2 separate regions of the Homo sapiens genome follow, and region 1 is linked to region 2. The links are chromatin loops, found by intact Hi-C in ENCODE. Cell type or tissue: HCT116. All regions are shown on one strand.

Evidence for each region. Hi-C counts contacts between places; a loop is a spot of excess contacts. Peaks named below come from ENCODE experiments on the same cell type or tissue, not always from the same donor. Only the 100,000 strongest peaks of a DNase experiment are listed, where the experiment ranks them.
Region 1: it touches region 2 in a loop (14-fold over the local background); 21 of 110 quality-filtered maps call a loop at or near these places.

The regions. Positions count from the first base shown.
Region 1 is chr18:23,494,605-23,502,604 of GRCh38, forward strand. No RefSeq gene overlaps it. Among named protein-coding and RNA genes, the nearest start is that of RMC1, 4.9 kb to the right of the region's middle. RefSeq lists enhancers at 688-737, 4,156-4,225, 4,256-4,325, 4,596-4,825. In HCT116, a CTCF peak has its summit at 4,383 (motif pointing right); a DNase peak (open chromatin) is centred at 4,407.
Region 2 is chr18:23,808,832-23,816,831 of GRCh38, forward strand. It overlaps LAMA3 (laminin subunit alpha 3), which reads left to right. Exons shown (of 75, transcript NM_198129.4): 13 at 1,535-1,672; 14 at 4,226-4,272; 15 at 5,572-5,671; 16 at 6,357-6,409; 17 at 6,637-6,742; 18 at 7,557-7,656. Among named protein-coding and RNA genes, the nearest start is that of LAMA3, 120 kb to the left of the region's middle. RefSeq lists an enhancer at 1,599-1,658. In HCT116, a CTCF peak has its summit at 3,921 (motif pointing left); a DNase peak (open chromatin) is centred at 3,900.

The DNA of each region.
Region 1 (8,000 bases), 310 kb before region 2:
AGGCTAGTCTTGAGCTCCTGGGCTCAAGTAATTCTCCTGCCTCAGCCTTTCAAGTAGTTGAGACTATAGGTGCATGCCACTGTGCCTGGCTTTAGTTTTCAAATTTTAGAATTAATCGTTACACAAGTCACTGAATTTATACTTATGGAATGTAAATGTCCTAAACCATAACAATGTGTATTAGTTAGTGTTCTCCAGAGAAAGAGAATATATATATTCCAAATATACATATATATATTCCAAATATACATATATATATATATTCCAAAGAAATAGAATATATATATATGTCCACCATGTATACACACATGCTGGACACCCCAGAAAAGCCTGCATTTCAGTGTAGGTCTAAAGGCAGGGAAACAAACTGATGTCTGAATTCAAAGGCTGTCAGGCAGCCAGAATTCTCTTTTTTGCGGGGGAAGGTCAGCCTTTTTGTTCCATTCAGGCCTTTGTTCTATTCAGCTGATTGGATGAGGCCCACTCACATTAGGAAGGGTCATCTGCTTTACTCAGTTCACTGATAAATGATAAATCATCCAAAAACATCCTCACAAACACACCCAGAATAGTGTTTGACCAAACACCTGGGCACACCCTGTGGCCCAGTCAAGTTGACACATGAAATTAGTCATCACACAATGTAATGGCAGGTAGGGAGGAGGGAGGAGAGAAGGGGAGGGCAGTATAAGGATCCACATCTCCCCATTTTATACAGTGGGGAGACACTAGAACTTCCTAGCCCTGATGGATTAAAAAATGTAATTCAATGGATATTATAAAAAGTTATGCAAGTAAATACTAGAAGAATGAAAAATATAACAAAAATTGAGAGGTATGGAGGAAAAGAAAGTGAGAGGCAGATCAATGCACTAAATTCCTCATCTTCTTCTTCTTATTATTATTATTTTTGAGACAGTCTTACTTTGTCACCCAGGCAGGAGTGCAGTGGCACAATGTTGACTCACTGCAATCTCTGTCTCCTGGGTTCAAGCAATTCTCCTGCATCAGCCTCCTGGGTAGCTGGGATTACAGGCGTGCACTACCACACCCAGCTAATTTTTGTATTTTTAGTAGATATGGGGTTTCACCATGTTGGCCAGGCTGGGCTTGAACTCCGGACCTCAGGTGATCCGCCCGCCTCAGCCTCCCAAATTGCTGGGCATACAGGCATGAGCCACTGCGCCTGGCCATTTCTTATAGCAGGTGTGTTAGTCCGTTCTTGTGCTGCTATAAAGATATCCCCGAGGCTAGGTGATTTATAAATAAAAGAGGTTTAATTGGCTAGCAGTTCTGCAGGCTGTACAGGAAGCGTGGTGCCAGTGAAGAGGAGCTGACGTCTCACTTGGCAAGAGTTGGAACGAAAGAGAGAGTGGGGAGGAGGTGCCACAAGCAGATCTCAGGAGCGCTCACTCACTATCGGGAGGACAGCACCCAGGGAATGGCTCTAAACCATTCATGAGAAATTTGCCTCCATGATCCAGTCACCTCCAACCAGGCCCCACCTCCAATATTGGGGATTACAATTCAACATGAGATTTGGAGGGGATAACATCCAAACTATATCCTCAGGAAATAACAGATACTTCTGAAGCTGATAAAACAAGATAAGTATATGAGAGTTATGCTGTGACCATCAGGGCCAAAACCAGAAATTGGTAACAATGGTTTCTTCTGGGTCGTGCCACTGAGTATTGTTGGGGAAGAAGGAGAGATTTTTTTTTTCACTTGCTATTTTTCCATACTATTGAAATTCTTTAACATGCATGCATTTCTTTCATAATTACAATATAGTGTGATTTTATTTTGTAATTTTTGACTCCTTGGAGTTTGATAACTAGCTGGTCTGGGGAGCCATTGAGCTAGACAGTCTCTGGAAATGTTTCGGAGTTTAAAACTCCTGTGACCCCAGCAGAGTCACAGGCAGGGGCGAAGTGCCTACTGGTAGTTCTGTGGGTTTTGATGTAAAAACAAGTCTTTAGATTTTTTTTTTTTTGCTTAAATGTTTGCTTAAATGATCTTCTAAGACAGCTAAATGCAATTAAAAGAACAATGTTTTGAGATTGCTTAATGAGTTTTTTAAAATACAAGTCTTGACTGGGTGCAGTGGCTCATGCCTGTAATCCCAGCACTTTGGGAGGCTGAGGCGGGTGGATCACCTGAGATTGGGAGTTTGAGACCAGCCTGACCAACATGGTGAAACCCCATCTCTACTAAAAATAGAAAATTAGCCAGGCGTGGTGGTGCCTGCCTGTAATCCCAGCTACTCGGGAGGCTGTGGCAGGAGAATCGCTTGAACCAGGGAGGCGGAGGTTGCGGTGAGCCGAGATGGCGCCATTGCTCTCCAGCCTGGGCGACAAGAGCGAAACTCTGTTTCAAAAAAAATAAAAACAAAAACAAAAACAAACCAAGTTTTTATTTCCAATAAAAGTGAATTTAACTTATTTAATTTTATTTACAAATTATTCCCAGGTCTAGCTTTGACTTTAAAAAGTGAATTTTAAATGTTAAACATATGAATTATTCTAATTTGTATTATAAACTTAAATTTTCCTCTGAAAATCAAATCAAAAGCAGGGAAAAGCATGCCAGTAATGAAAAGAAACCAAAACAGGTACAGCTTTGCATCCTTTCTTCAATTTAATGTTTAAAGATGTAACCGCCCAAAGGGTTCACCTTGCCTGCTGCCTAGACAGAACCGATTTGTCAAGACAGTGGAATTGCAATGAAGAAAGAGTAATTTCACTCAGAGCTGGCTGTGAGGGAGACGGGAGTTTTATTATTACTTAAATCAGTTTCCTCAAGCATTTGGGGATCAGAGTTTTTAAAGATAGTTTGGTGCTGGGTGTGGTGGCTCACGCTTGTAATCCCGGCACTTTGGGAGGCTGAGGCAGGCGGATCACCTGAGGTCAGGAGTTCAAGACCAGCCTGGCCAACATGGCGAAACCCCATCTGTACTAAAAATACAAAAAATTAGCTGGGCGTGGTGGCACTTGCCTGTAAACCCAGGTACTCGGGAGATTGAGGCTGGAGACTCACTTGAACCCAGGAGGCGGAGGTTGCAGTGAGCTGAGATTGTGCCACTGCACTCCAGCCTGGGCAACAGAGTGAGACTCCATCACAAACAAACAAACATAATTTGGCAGGTAGGGTCTCAGGAAGCAGAGTGCTGATTGGTCAAGGTTGGAGATGGAATCCTAGGGGGGTCGAACTGAGGTTTTCTTGCTGTTTTCTACTCCTAGATGGGATGGCAGAACTGATTGGCCCAGATTACCGGTCTGGATGGTGTCAGCTGATCCATCCAGTATAGGATCTACAAAATATCTCAAACACTGATCTTAGGTTTTACAATAGTGATGCTATCCCCAAAAGCAATTTGGGGCGGTTCAGACTCTTGGAGCCAGAGGCTGCATGACCCCTAAACCGTAATTTCTAATCTTGTAGCTAACTTGTTAGTCCTGCAAAGGCAGACTGGTCCCCAGGCAAGAAGGGAGTCTTTTCGGGAAAGCGCTATTATTAATTTTGTTTCAGAGTCAAACTATGAACTGAATTCCTTCCCAAATGCCCAGCAATGAACAAGGACAGCTTAAAGGTTAGAAGCAAGATGGAGTCGGTTAGGTCTGATCTCTTTCACTGTTATAATTTCTTCAGTTATAATTTTTGCAAAGGCAGTTGAAACTGTGTCTTTGAAAAGACACAGCAGAAACATCTGTTACATAAACAACAGAAATGAGGAAGAAAGTATCTGACTCAGTAGCAAAGGAAATCCACAGAAAGAATGTTCTGAGAACGGAAGCAATGATCAGACCAGGTAGGGATATGATAGAAAGAAAATTCTCATCTAATTCAAATTCTGGCCAGTCCTTTTGGTGATTTCCATACTAATACTAGGCACTTTAAAATGTGAGTTCTGGTAACACATGGAACCTCAAAGTAGAAATGTCTGTTGTTCATTTTTAAAAGACTATTTGCAGAGTTTTGATGTTTATCAATGAAAAGAGTTTTTTTTTAAAATTTATGAAGAATAGGGAATCCTATATGGGCATGGGGCAAATAATCAAACTGTTTTAATGCAGAAAAAAATGTGCAACAGAAAGAGATAGCTCATGGAGGGATAAAGACTTTATTCTGGACCCTCTAGATTCTGTGGGGCCTGCAGTAGCTTCAAGATGCCCCAGCATGTCCTGCGCCCACACCCCTGTCAAGATCACTGTGGTCAGGGCGTCTTGCCCATGGCCAGTGTATTAGTCTGCTTGGGTTGCCACAACAAAATACCACAGACTGAGGTTGAAAACATTTATTTTCTCACAGTTTTGGAGGCTAGAAGTCCTAGATCAAGGTGCCAGCAGCGTTGCTTCCTCTGAGGCAGCTCTTCTTGGCCTGTAGGTGGCGCCTTCTTGCTGTGTCTTCACATGGGCGGCCCCTCAGTCTGTGTGTCTAGGTCCTAATCTTCTCTTATAAACACACCAGTCATACTGGATTAGGGTCCATCATTTTACCTTAACGGCCTATTTAAAGGCCTTATCTCCAAATACAGATGCATTTTGAAATACTAAGGGTTAGTACCTCAACATCTGAATTCTGGGGGGACACACTTCAACCCATAACATGCAGGCAGACCTCAATGCTGCTTGCAGACCCAAGGCGAACTGCACAACAATCAAGCCTGGCTCTTAGGACAAAAACATCTGCCAGAGTCAACCAAACTGAATTCTCTGGGAAGGACGAGATGCCTGGTGTCATAAAAAGACCATAGTCTTTTTTAAGTGTGATGCATGCGCACACAGGCACGCATACACACACGCGCACACACGCGCACACACTGCACTGCTGCCCTGTCCTTGGCAGACATTCCTGTGGGGTCATGTTCGAAATATGCACTTCTGTGGAGTAGCTTGGGTTTTCTTGGAAGTCTCTTTTTCTAAACTTGTACCTAAGCTGATGGCCTGTGCCTGCTTGGGCATGAGGGGTCGGAGTGGGGATGGGTCAAGACTGACTCCTGTTCACTGTGAAGTAGAGGAAGGCAGTGATAGCCAGACAGGGACGTGTGTTTAGGGAAGTCCTCTGTGTTTTCAGTTCTGTTTTTGTTTTGTTTTTATGATGGGAGAGATGAGCAAATATAAAGGCTGCTTCTAGGAGCAGGAGTGAGGAGAGGTTGCCTATATGAGAGAAACGGGATGGTCAATACTGTAGGTTTTTTTGAGAAGGTGAAATATGGAATTCATTTTTTAAATTTTTTAAATTTTTTTTTTTTTGAGACAGAGTCTCGCTCTGTCACCCAGGCTGGAGTGCAGTGATGTGATCTCTGCTCATTGCAACTTCTGCCTCCTGTTTATATAAACAGGCCAAACCCTGTATGTATGTATGTATTTATTTATTTTTGAGATGGAGTTTCGCTCTTGTTCCACTTGTTGCCCAGGCTGGAGTGCAATGGCACGATCTTGGCTCACTGCAACCTGCAACTCCCGGGTTCAAGCGATTCTCCTGCCTCAGCCTCCCAAGTAGCTGGGATTACCAGCACTCACCACCACAGCCGGCTAATTTTTTTGTATTTTTAGTAGAGACGGGGTTTCACCATGTTGGCCAGGCTGGTCTCGAACTCTTGACCTCAGGTGATCCACCTGCCTCAGCTTCCCAAAGTGCTAGGATTACAGGCATGAGCCACTGCACCCAGCCGAAAGATGGAATTCAAAGAAGTGCTGGTAAGTCACTGTGGTATTTGTGAAAAAATAAAAATAAAGAGGGTTTGGGCTAGGCGCGGTGGCTCATGCCTGTAATCTCAGCACTTTGGGAGGCCAAGGGGGGTGGATCACCTGAGGTTGGGAGTTCGAGACCAGCCTGACCAACATGGAGAAACCCTGTCTCTACTGAAAATACAAAATTAGCCGGGTGTGGTGGCGCATGCCTGTAATCCCAGCTACTCGGGAGGCTGAGGCAGGAGAATCACTTGAACCGAGAGGTAGAGGTTGCAGTGAGCCAAGATTGTGCCACTGCACTCCAGCCTGGGCAACAAGAGGAACAAGAGCAAAACTCCATCAAATAAATAAATAAATAAATAAATAAAAACAGGGTTTGGCCTTGGGCAGGATGGACCGTTTTCTAGAAGGACAGCCGTGGTGCGCTGCACAACTGGTATGAAGCCCAGTTTCCATCTGAAGTCCTCGATGTTCATGGAAATAGGGGCGAGACAGTCTGAGGAGTGTGAAGAAGGCCTGAAAATATCCTTGCAGAGAACAGGAGAGACAATGACTGGGACAGCCAGGCAGGGCTGAGGGCCCATTTGAATTTCCCGCAGTGCCCTCTGTCCTGTTGTGTGACCCCTCCAGCAGTAGGTACTGGGAAAGCAGGTGGCTGAGTTCATCCAGGACTGAGGCTCTGCCAGACAAGAACAGTGCAGCAAGGATGTTGAAGGTAATGGCAAAAAATAACTGGAATGCAGAGAAATGAAATCAAAGCTGATGAGGAGGGAAGGGAAGAGAGGAGAGGGCAGATAGACTTGGGTAGAGAGGACAGAACAATGACAGGGCAAACTGGTGATGTTGAGGAAGAGTCACAGGGAGCAGCTAAACAAGCCAGCTGCAGGGATGGCACTGTGTGGCTGGAGAGCAGGGTTCTGGAGTTATCGGTTTTTCCATGTGTGACATGGGCCTGGGTGGGTGAGGCTGAGTGTAGAAGTCTTACATTTCCAGTCTTGTCACTCCTCTGATGAGTTTCAGACCAATATATCCATCTGCCTAGATGTCATTTCTCCTTGGATTCACATGCTCCAAACCAAACTCCTGGGCTCAGACATCAAAGCCACTCAAAAATAGCTCTCTGAGAAATAGAACTACCATATGATCCAGTAATCCAACTTTTGGGTATAGACCCAAAAGAATTAAAAACAGAATATTGAACAGATATTTGCATAGCTTTATTCACAACAGCCAAAGGTGGGAACAACCCACATGCCCATCAACAGACGAATGGATAAACAAAATGTGCTATATACATAAAATGGAATCTTTTTCGGCCTTAATGAAGGAAGGAAATCCTGACACATGCTACATGGATGAACCTTGAGGATATTTTGCTAAGCAAAAGAAGCCAGACACTAATGGACAAATACTATAAAATCCACTTATATGAGATACTTAGAGTAGTCAAATTTAGGGACAGAATCAGATTTGCAAGATAAAAAGTTTCTGGAAACGTATTTCACAATAATGTGAATATGCCTGATACTACTGAACACCTCAAAAAGGGTTAACACGGGGCCGGGCGCGGTGGCTCATGCCTGTAATCTCATCACTGTGGGAGGCCAAGGTGGGCAGATCACCTGAGGTTAGGAGTTGGAGACCAGCCTGGCCAACATGGTGAAACCCGGTCTCTGCTAAAAATACACACAAAAAAATTAGCTGGGCATGGTGGCAGGTGCCTGTAATCCCAGCTACTTGGGAGGCTGATGCGGGAGAATCGCTTGAACCCGGGAGGTGGAGGTTGCAGTGAACCGAGACAGGGCCATTGCACTCCAGCCTGGGCAACAAGAACGAAATTCCGTCTCAAAATAAAATAAAATAAACAATAAAAATAAAGGGTTAACATGGGGGCTGAGCACGGTCAGCGAGAGAATCACTTGAGGCCAGGAGTCTGAGACCAGCCTGGGCAACAGAGAACGCTGTCTCTACAAAGCATAATAATAAAAAAATGAGCCAGGTGTGGTGGCATGCACCCGTGGTCCCAGCTACTTGTGAGGCTGAGATGGGAGGTTGAGACTGCAGTGAGCCGTGTTCGCATCACTGCTCTCCAGCCTGGGCACAGAGACACTCTGTCTCTGAAACAAACAAAAAAAGAGGGGCTAACATGGTAAATTTCATGTTTCTTATCAAGTAAAAAGGCTTGCTGACCCACAATCTATATTAGGTTTCCCTGTTACTAGCAAGGAGTGAAGGATGTGCTATCCCAAAATATGTCCAAAAATTGGTATATTATTTTGAGCTAAAAACACCGGAGAAATTGTA
Region 2 (8,000 bases):
TGGGGGCCCCATGCGCCAAGGCTTAGATTCCAAGGCTACCTGTAAATAAATTACCAGAACTGGGGCTTTACCTTATGAATCTTTTCTTTCCTAAGGCTCCAACTAGCATGGAATTTTTGAAACCTTGCAAACAAGGTTGTATCTTTTACTGTGTACACTACACTGGATAAAAATTTGGAAGTCAGATATACTAATTCATTGATTTTCATTAATTCAGTGTGGGAAAGTGTAAAGAGCACCTCCCCAAGCACTGGGGGACTTGGGTAATTAGAATAATAATGTTAATAAGTGTGAACACTTCCTGAGCATTTCGGCTGTGCGAAGCATCGTGCTCAATGCCTTATTGCTGATGATTCTCTGATAACTTCATAAAGTAGGTGCTATTATCAGCTCCAGTTTACAGAAGAGGAAACTGAGGCTTAAAGAAGCTAAGCAACTAGCCGTGATTGCAGGGCTGTTAAGTGGCACAGCTGGTACTGGAATCCAGATGTGTCTGACTCCAAAGACTGAAGCCCTTTATTAGAGACTAATCCATTGACTTTAAAAATGCCATTTAACTTCTGAACTTCACCATGTAATAATGGGATTCAATGAGATGCTCTCTCTAGTTTCTTTCAGTTCTTAAGATGTAGAACTCTTCAGCCGGAGAAGTCAGTCAGGTCAATTCCACTGCTCATCCCTCTCCAGAAGAAGGGTTTTTGCAATGCAAATGGGGACGACCTTGTGCAACTCCAGCCCATAGAAGTCTAGTCTCATAGAGACTAGTAGGGACCTGATCCAGTGGGAAGGGGGCCAAGAGGAGAATGAATGGCCAGCATCTGTTCTCTCCATCCACACGTGTTTATTCATCACTTAGCCAAAGATCATGGTAACAGCTTGGGGGAGGGAGGAAACTAGGATGCCTTTCCCATCCTTTTCAATGTTGCCTGCACCATTTTTTCCATGACTACTTAACTACACTAGACATTGAGAAAAGAGGTATAAAGAGAGGAGGAAAGAGAAGATCAGGGACAGTTGTAGGCTGATCTGGCCTGGAATGGCTTGCACTTGATATGGAATATCAAGTGGGATATGGAATTAAAGTGGCCCTCCAGTGAGTCACATCCCCCATCAGTTGTTCCCTGCATCCTCCTCCTACAAATACTGGTTTCTGTAGGTGAGCAGAATCCCCAAAACCATCACCCAGCACCTGCAAATCTTGCTGAATATGAAATTCATGACAGCAATAAAAACTAGCAGTTATTGAGTGCTCGCTATGATAGGCATTGTCCCAAGCTCTTTTAAGTATTATCTTATGCAATCCTCACAACAAGTTATCAAATAAAAATTAGTGTCACTCCCACTTAAGGAAGGAGAAACTGAGGCTTAGAGCAGTTGAGTGGCTTGTTTCAGGTTCCCGATCTCATAAGAAGTGGAGCTGGAATTTGTGTTTGGGTCTTTCTGGCTCCACCCTCATGCTCTGCTCCGGGACGTGGTTCTTCCCCCTCCCATACCTGCAACCCCCGCCTAAGTCTGATTGAATTCTTTCATCCAGCCTGCTGGTGTTCAGCCCTTGGATCCTACCAGATGCCCTGCAGCTCAGTGACTGGACAGTGTGAATGTCGGCCAGGAGTTACAGGACAGCGGTGTGACAGGTGTCTCTCAGGAGCTTATGATTTCCCCCACTGCCAAGGTAGGAAAGTCAGCAGATTGCTAGAGGGCTGGTTCCTCTCTGAAGTGTGTGCAGCCAGCCTCCCAGAGAAGCCTGCAAATCCCCCACAGACTCACCACTGGCCACCCCCACATCCTGCTTTCACAGATCTAGTCTGCTTGGTTCCTCACCTGTTCAAGTCTGGTTTGAAAACACGTATATCATATATGTACCCTCAAAGGAATCCAGAAATGATTTTTTTAACTAAAAATAATGTAAATTTCCATGTGCTATACATGTGGGTTTCTTGGTTCACATGTCAGTTTTCTGTGGATAGCATTGTGGCATAGGTGACTCCTTTGAGTTAAAGGGGCCATTTGTTGTCTTCTGTCCCGAGGCATCATGCCTTCTTTCGCTCCCAGCTTGTGGTGCTAATGCTGGCAGCACTGTAATGTTTCTAACAGATCCACTTGCCAGCAGGCTTAGCAGGACCTTTGCTGTGTTTCGGGCCTCTCTCCCTGCCCTCCTCTGGCCTTCTGGGGGACCGTGTCATCGTACTTCAGCCCAAGTGTTGGGGAAGGCGGGTGGGATGCACTGGAGTCTATGCAGTTTGGAGAGAGTGCACTGAGGGGGAGATGAAAACCAAGCCTGCAGCTGTGGGACGTGGTTGGTATTCATCCCTCTGTTGATATGAGAGATTAAGGCTTGCCCATGTACCATGGCAGAGGGGACAGAAATGAGATGTCCACAAATTTCCCTGGGCTCCCTGGTGTGTGCAGCCAGAGAGCAGACCAGTAGCTCTTGTCAATTTCGGAGAACTCTTGCTACTGTGAAGAGGTGTTTGTGGAAGGCTGACCCAGACTATCCATCAGGAGAATGTGGTTTCTCAGACCCCTTCCTGCGCTTTGAAGACAGGACTGACTTCATTTCCCAGAATCTTCCTAACCAGAATCCTCTGGAGACCAGGTTTCCTTGAGGGTGGAAGTTGCAGCAGGCAGTCAGAGGTGGGTGCTTGCCTTTCAAAAGGCCTGAAGGTCCCTAGGATGCGAGGGCATCCTGCATGGGTCTGCTCACCTCCATGGGCCTCAGGAGCAGAAGGAAGTGCTGTGGCTGCCTGGCAGAGAAGCTGAGCAGCCACAGTCATCCCAGGGCTAGATGGCAATGTTTGTGTCCTGGAGAGGAACCCGAGGTTGGGCATGGAAAACAAACAGCTGGAAATTTGTGTTGGGTATTACGGAAAAATGCAGGGAACAGGAGAACATCAGAAAAGAAAGAGAGGGCAGGGTGGCTCATGCTTGTAATCCCAGCACTTTGGGAGGCTGAGGCGGGAGGATTGCTTGAGGCCAGGAGTTGGAGACCAGCCTGGGCAACATAATGAGATCCTGTCTCTAGAATTTTTATTTATTTTTGATTTTATTTTATTTTTTTTTGAGACAGAGTCTCGCTCTGTCCCCCAGGCTGGAGTGCAGCGGCATGATCTCAGCTCACTGCGAGCTCTGCCTCACGGGTTCAAGCGATTCTCCTGCCTCAGCCTCTCGAGTAGCTGGGATTACAGGCATGTGCCACCATGCCTAGCTAATTTTTTGTATTTTTAGTAGAGATGGGGTTTCACCATGTCAGCCAGGATGATCTTGATCTCCTGACCTCGTGATTTGCCCGCCTTGGCCTCCCAAAGTGCTGGGATTACAGGCGTGAGCCACCACTCCCAGCCTCTAGAAAATATTTTTTAAAATAACCGGGCATGGTGGTGCATGCCTGTCATTCCAGCTCCTCAGAAGGATGAGGTGAGAGGATCACTTGAGCCCAGGCATTGGAGGTTGCAGTGAGCTATGATCGTGCCACTGCACTCCAACCTGGAAGACAGAGCAAGACCCTGTCTCAAAAAAGAGAGTGAGAGAGAGAATGAAAATCATCAAGGGGAAGCTGAGGCAGACAGAAGCAAACAAAGCCAATAGGGTTAAGGAACAATTTATAAGCAAACAAGATCCTATTATGGATTTATTTAAATGATTTGAAAAACCAGACTCAGAACAGACTTACCCAGTTCAAACACTGTGTAATTGTAATACTGAAACATTGCAAGATCCCAATTTATTGAAGAGAGATTATATTTGGTTTGTAGTGTTATACTAAGTCAGGAAAACAAACCAATTGATTTTATAAATAACTTTAGTACGGGTGGGAACAAGGAGGTGTGATAATTAAAGATGTACTTAGAAATTCTAGAACGTCTTTTAAATGGGCAATTAAAAGTCTCTTGGTACAATATTGCCCTCTTCTGGACAATACTAATGATGCTCAAAATTTTAGAATCTTTCCCTAATCTCCTCCTTCATCATCAATTAGAAGTGAACTGTCATGAGTAGACAGGATAGGGATTTGTTCAGTGGCAAAAGAGGTAATTTGGGGATTAAGGACCATAAATGTCATTCAAGATGCCTGACTATGAATTGCATGCAGACTTTGCCACACATCTATCGAAAATATAAATGTAGATACACTATTTTTGAAAACAAAACGTTTAAAACTTGAAACATCAAAACAAAGAGAAAAACAAACTACCAGATAATTTAAAAATTTCTGAATCATATTCAGGTTCCAGCAGTGCTTGTGACCCAGCTGGTACCATCAACTCCAATTTGGTAAGTAGACTATAAAAGGGTTGCAATTCTAACTATCTCTATTATTCTCATGCATATTAAGGACTAACAGTGTGGGCACTTCCAGAAATTAAAATAAGACCCAAGGCTAAATTGCTTAAAGAGGTCATTGTTGTTTTTCAAAGAGCATATGTGATTTTGTGATTTTTTTTTTCAAAAACAAAAGAATAAGATTTAGTTAAACTTGTTACTCTGGAGTCCTAGAGTTTAACTCTTACTGCAGGTTTGTAGGTTACTCAGAGGGTGTTGCCTCTGTGGAGCCCTGCATGTAAGTCTGACAAACATAATTAATAACATTGAGAAAATCAATGGCCAAGGACACATTAAATAAAGTTGGCTGTGTACAAAATAATTACAATTTATTTTATATTATTCCAAGCACAATACCATGGTATTCTGAACATTTTTTTTCTTTTTCTTTTCTTTTCTTTCTTTTTTTTTTTTTTTTTTTTGCTCTTGTCGCCCAGGCCGGAGTGCAGTGCCGCGATCTCAGCTCACTGCAACCTCCGCCTCCTGGGTCAAGCGATTCTTGTGCCTCAGCCTCCGAGTAACTGGGATTACAGGCACGCCCCACCACACCTGGCTAATTTTTGTATTTTTAGTAGAGATGGGGTTTCACCATGTTGGCTAGGCTGGTCTCGAACTCCTGACCTCAGGTGATCCACCTGCCTCAGCCTCCCAAAGTGCTGGGGTTACAGGCGTGAGCTACCACACCCGGCCTATTCTGAACAATTTTCTGAGATAATTTAGAAATTGTCTGTCTTCTTGGCCTCAGAGCCTAGAGATGCCGACTTCCAGGCACAGAATGGATGGAGTGAAAGAGGTTCTGCCATCCTTCCCATAAGCCTTGATGACATTGATGCAAGGCTGTGAATCTTGCATATTACAAAAGCACTCTCAGATAAACAATTCTTTACTGATTTTCAACATGTTAAATATTCAGACATTTTTTCTATTTAAATTGGTAGTCTATGCTGTAACAGTATCAACAGACACTGACAATGTTATAAATAAGAGTGATTTTTAAATTTTCTTTCTCCTTATTTTCCAGTTTCTTTTTAACCACAAATGCGGATTACATGCATAACAAATAAATGAATAAAAATAAACAAAAGCAATTAGCAGACTGTTGAAATCAACCCAGTATTTTTTCCCCCTGGATACACTTAATTACTTTTCATGACCAAAATATGTTTCTGTGACAAGTCTTTGCTCACGCACAGGTTTGAAAACATGTCTTAATTCCAAGATGTCAAATGTTTGTTTGATTTTCATTCAAAGGGGTATTGCCAATGCAAGCTTCATGTTGAAGGTCCTACTTGTAGCCGCTGCAAACTGTTATATTGGAATCTGGACAAAGAAAACCCCAGTGGATGTTCAGGTAGGTTTCTTATATGTCATAATTTACTATATTATAATGTTCTCTTAATTTTCTCTGCCTCAGTGACTAAATCCACAAAAGAGCTATTTGTTGAATCACTTCAATTTGACAAGATTCTATGTAATGTTCTGATGTTTTCCCCCCACTTTTGACAGAATTTCTGTCACTTTCAAAATCTTAGCAAGGGATTTCTATCCTGTTTCTGTATGTATTTTGTTGTTTGAGAAGGCAGCTACTTGATAAATGGTTTTTATGTCCTTGTTTTTATAATTTACTTTTTCTGGTTTAATTTTAATTTTATGCTTATATCAGAGCCAGTATAAGGACTTAAAAACACCGAGTTAAGGATACTGAATAACCTTGAATAGAGTGTATTTTCATGCATGCATATCAGTAATGACCTCGGCATTGGAATCATTCAAAAATCCCATGATGTTGCAGCTTTTGTCATGAAGTAGCCATGAACTAGCTGTTACTTTTTGTAAATGGATAGTGTGGATTGGTCTGTTCTGCCAACTTCAGAAAGCAGTCTAATTTTAGGCCTCAGCGATGCAAACTCTCATTCTGTTGAACTGCGCTGGCAAGGCCAACTGCACACGTTGTGTTGCAGCTGTGTAATGTTCCCAGAGCCAGGAACTGTCTTTTGTGTCTCCCTTAGTTCAAGGATGCTCTCTTATCTCCACAGAATGCAAGTGCCATAAGGCGGGAACAGTGAGTGGAACTGGAGAGTGTAGGCAGGTAAAGTGGGCTGAGTTTTCATGTGACAACAGCAGAATGCTACAGCAACTGCTTGTGGGGTTTCTGGGGGCGTGTGTTAGTACTTCTGTCATTCTACAGTGCATGGTAATCCTTTCCAGATCCTGGCTACACTGCTTCCTATTATACAGTGAGGCAGTTTTCAATCTTGAAGATTAGTGAATTCTGTAATTATATCAAATGTTGTCATCTGGCTCACTGTTCTGCAGGGAGATGGTGACTGTCACTGCAAGTCCCATGTGGGTGGCGATTCCTGCGACACCTGTGAAGATGGATATTTTGCTTTGGAAAAGAGCAATTACTTTGGGTGTCAAGGTAAATAAGTCCATTGGGCCCTGAGCAAAGCACAGTGTTGATGGACAAAGATGGTCTAAATAACATTTCTTCTGAGTTTGTCATCTTCACGCAGACTTTCTGATGGAATGGCCCTGAAACATTCTGTCCAGGGAATTTGGCCAAACATTGATTACATTGAAACTAGTAAATTGCAAGTGGGGCTGTTTCTACTTCTCTTCTACCAGCACACTGTGGGTTTAATGATAAGAAACATAACTGGGATGGGAGGGCATCTGTTAGTTTTATAAATAACATCAATATTTAGTAATTTTAAAGATATATTTTATATTATCAAAAATGCTAGCATCAGATTTTTAGAGACAGTGTTGTGTTAAATAATGAAATTGCAGGACAGGTGCCCCGCAAGGCTACTCTTGAATCTCTCGCTCGGCCCCTGGTTATCACATGTTCTTTAGAACAGCACTGTTTCTGAAGCGCGTTTACTCCTGGGCTGCTGTTGTCTTTGCATTGGACAACAGCATTTGAGCTGGCTTATAGTAGCCGCCTCCAACTTAGAAGCAGACCTTTGGAAAGACACCATTTTAATTTTGTTTTTGTTTTTGTTTTGGTTTTGGTTTTGGTTTTTGTGGTTGAATCTGATTTCCAAGCGCGGACACACCATTTTGGTTTGGGAGTTTCCAAGATTTCAAACACTTGCCAGACAGATGTGGCAGAGGAAAGAAGGCAGGCACTGTGTCACTGGGATGGTCAGTTTTCCTTTCTTGTACAGCAGGGGAGGCGCTCAGTGTGGAGATGGTTTAAGGTATAACTGCTGCTGTTTCCTGGCTTTCAGGGTGTCAGTGTGACATTGGTGGGGCATTGTCCTCCATGTGCAGTGGGCCCTCGGGAGTGTGCCAGTGCCGAGAGCATGTCGTGGGAAAGGTGTGCCAGCGGTGAGTCTTCGGGAGGCTTCTTCCCATGTTCAGGGTGTGAAAGATGGTCTTAGACATTCCTGCCTGTGCTACAGCTCTGGAGAAGAGAGAAGCAGCCCTAAAGATCGAGGTCAGGGGAAGCTGTCCTATGTCAATTGAAATCTGGACATTTGTGTGTGAGTTGTTTAAAACAGGAGATTACTTTGCCCATAAAGCCTGTTCTACTGTGTAGACCATGAAGTACTTTCGCTTGAAAATTCCCACAGGTACAAAAACCAGGTGGGCAAGACGAGAGCTGGAAGCATGAAGTGGGTTCTCAGGGCTCAACTTCCATGTGCAAGTTGGAGCAGGAGGAGCCCACAGAT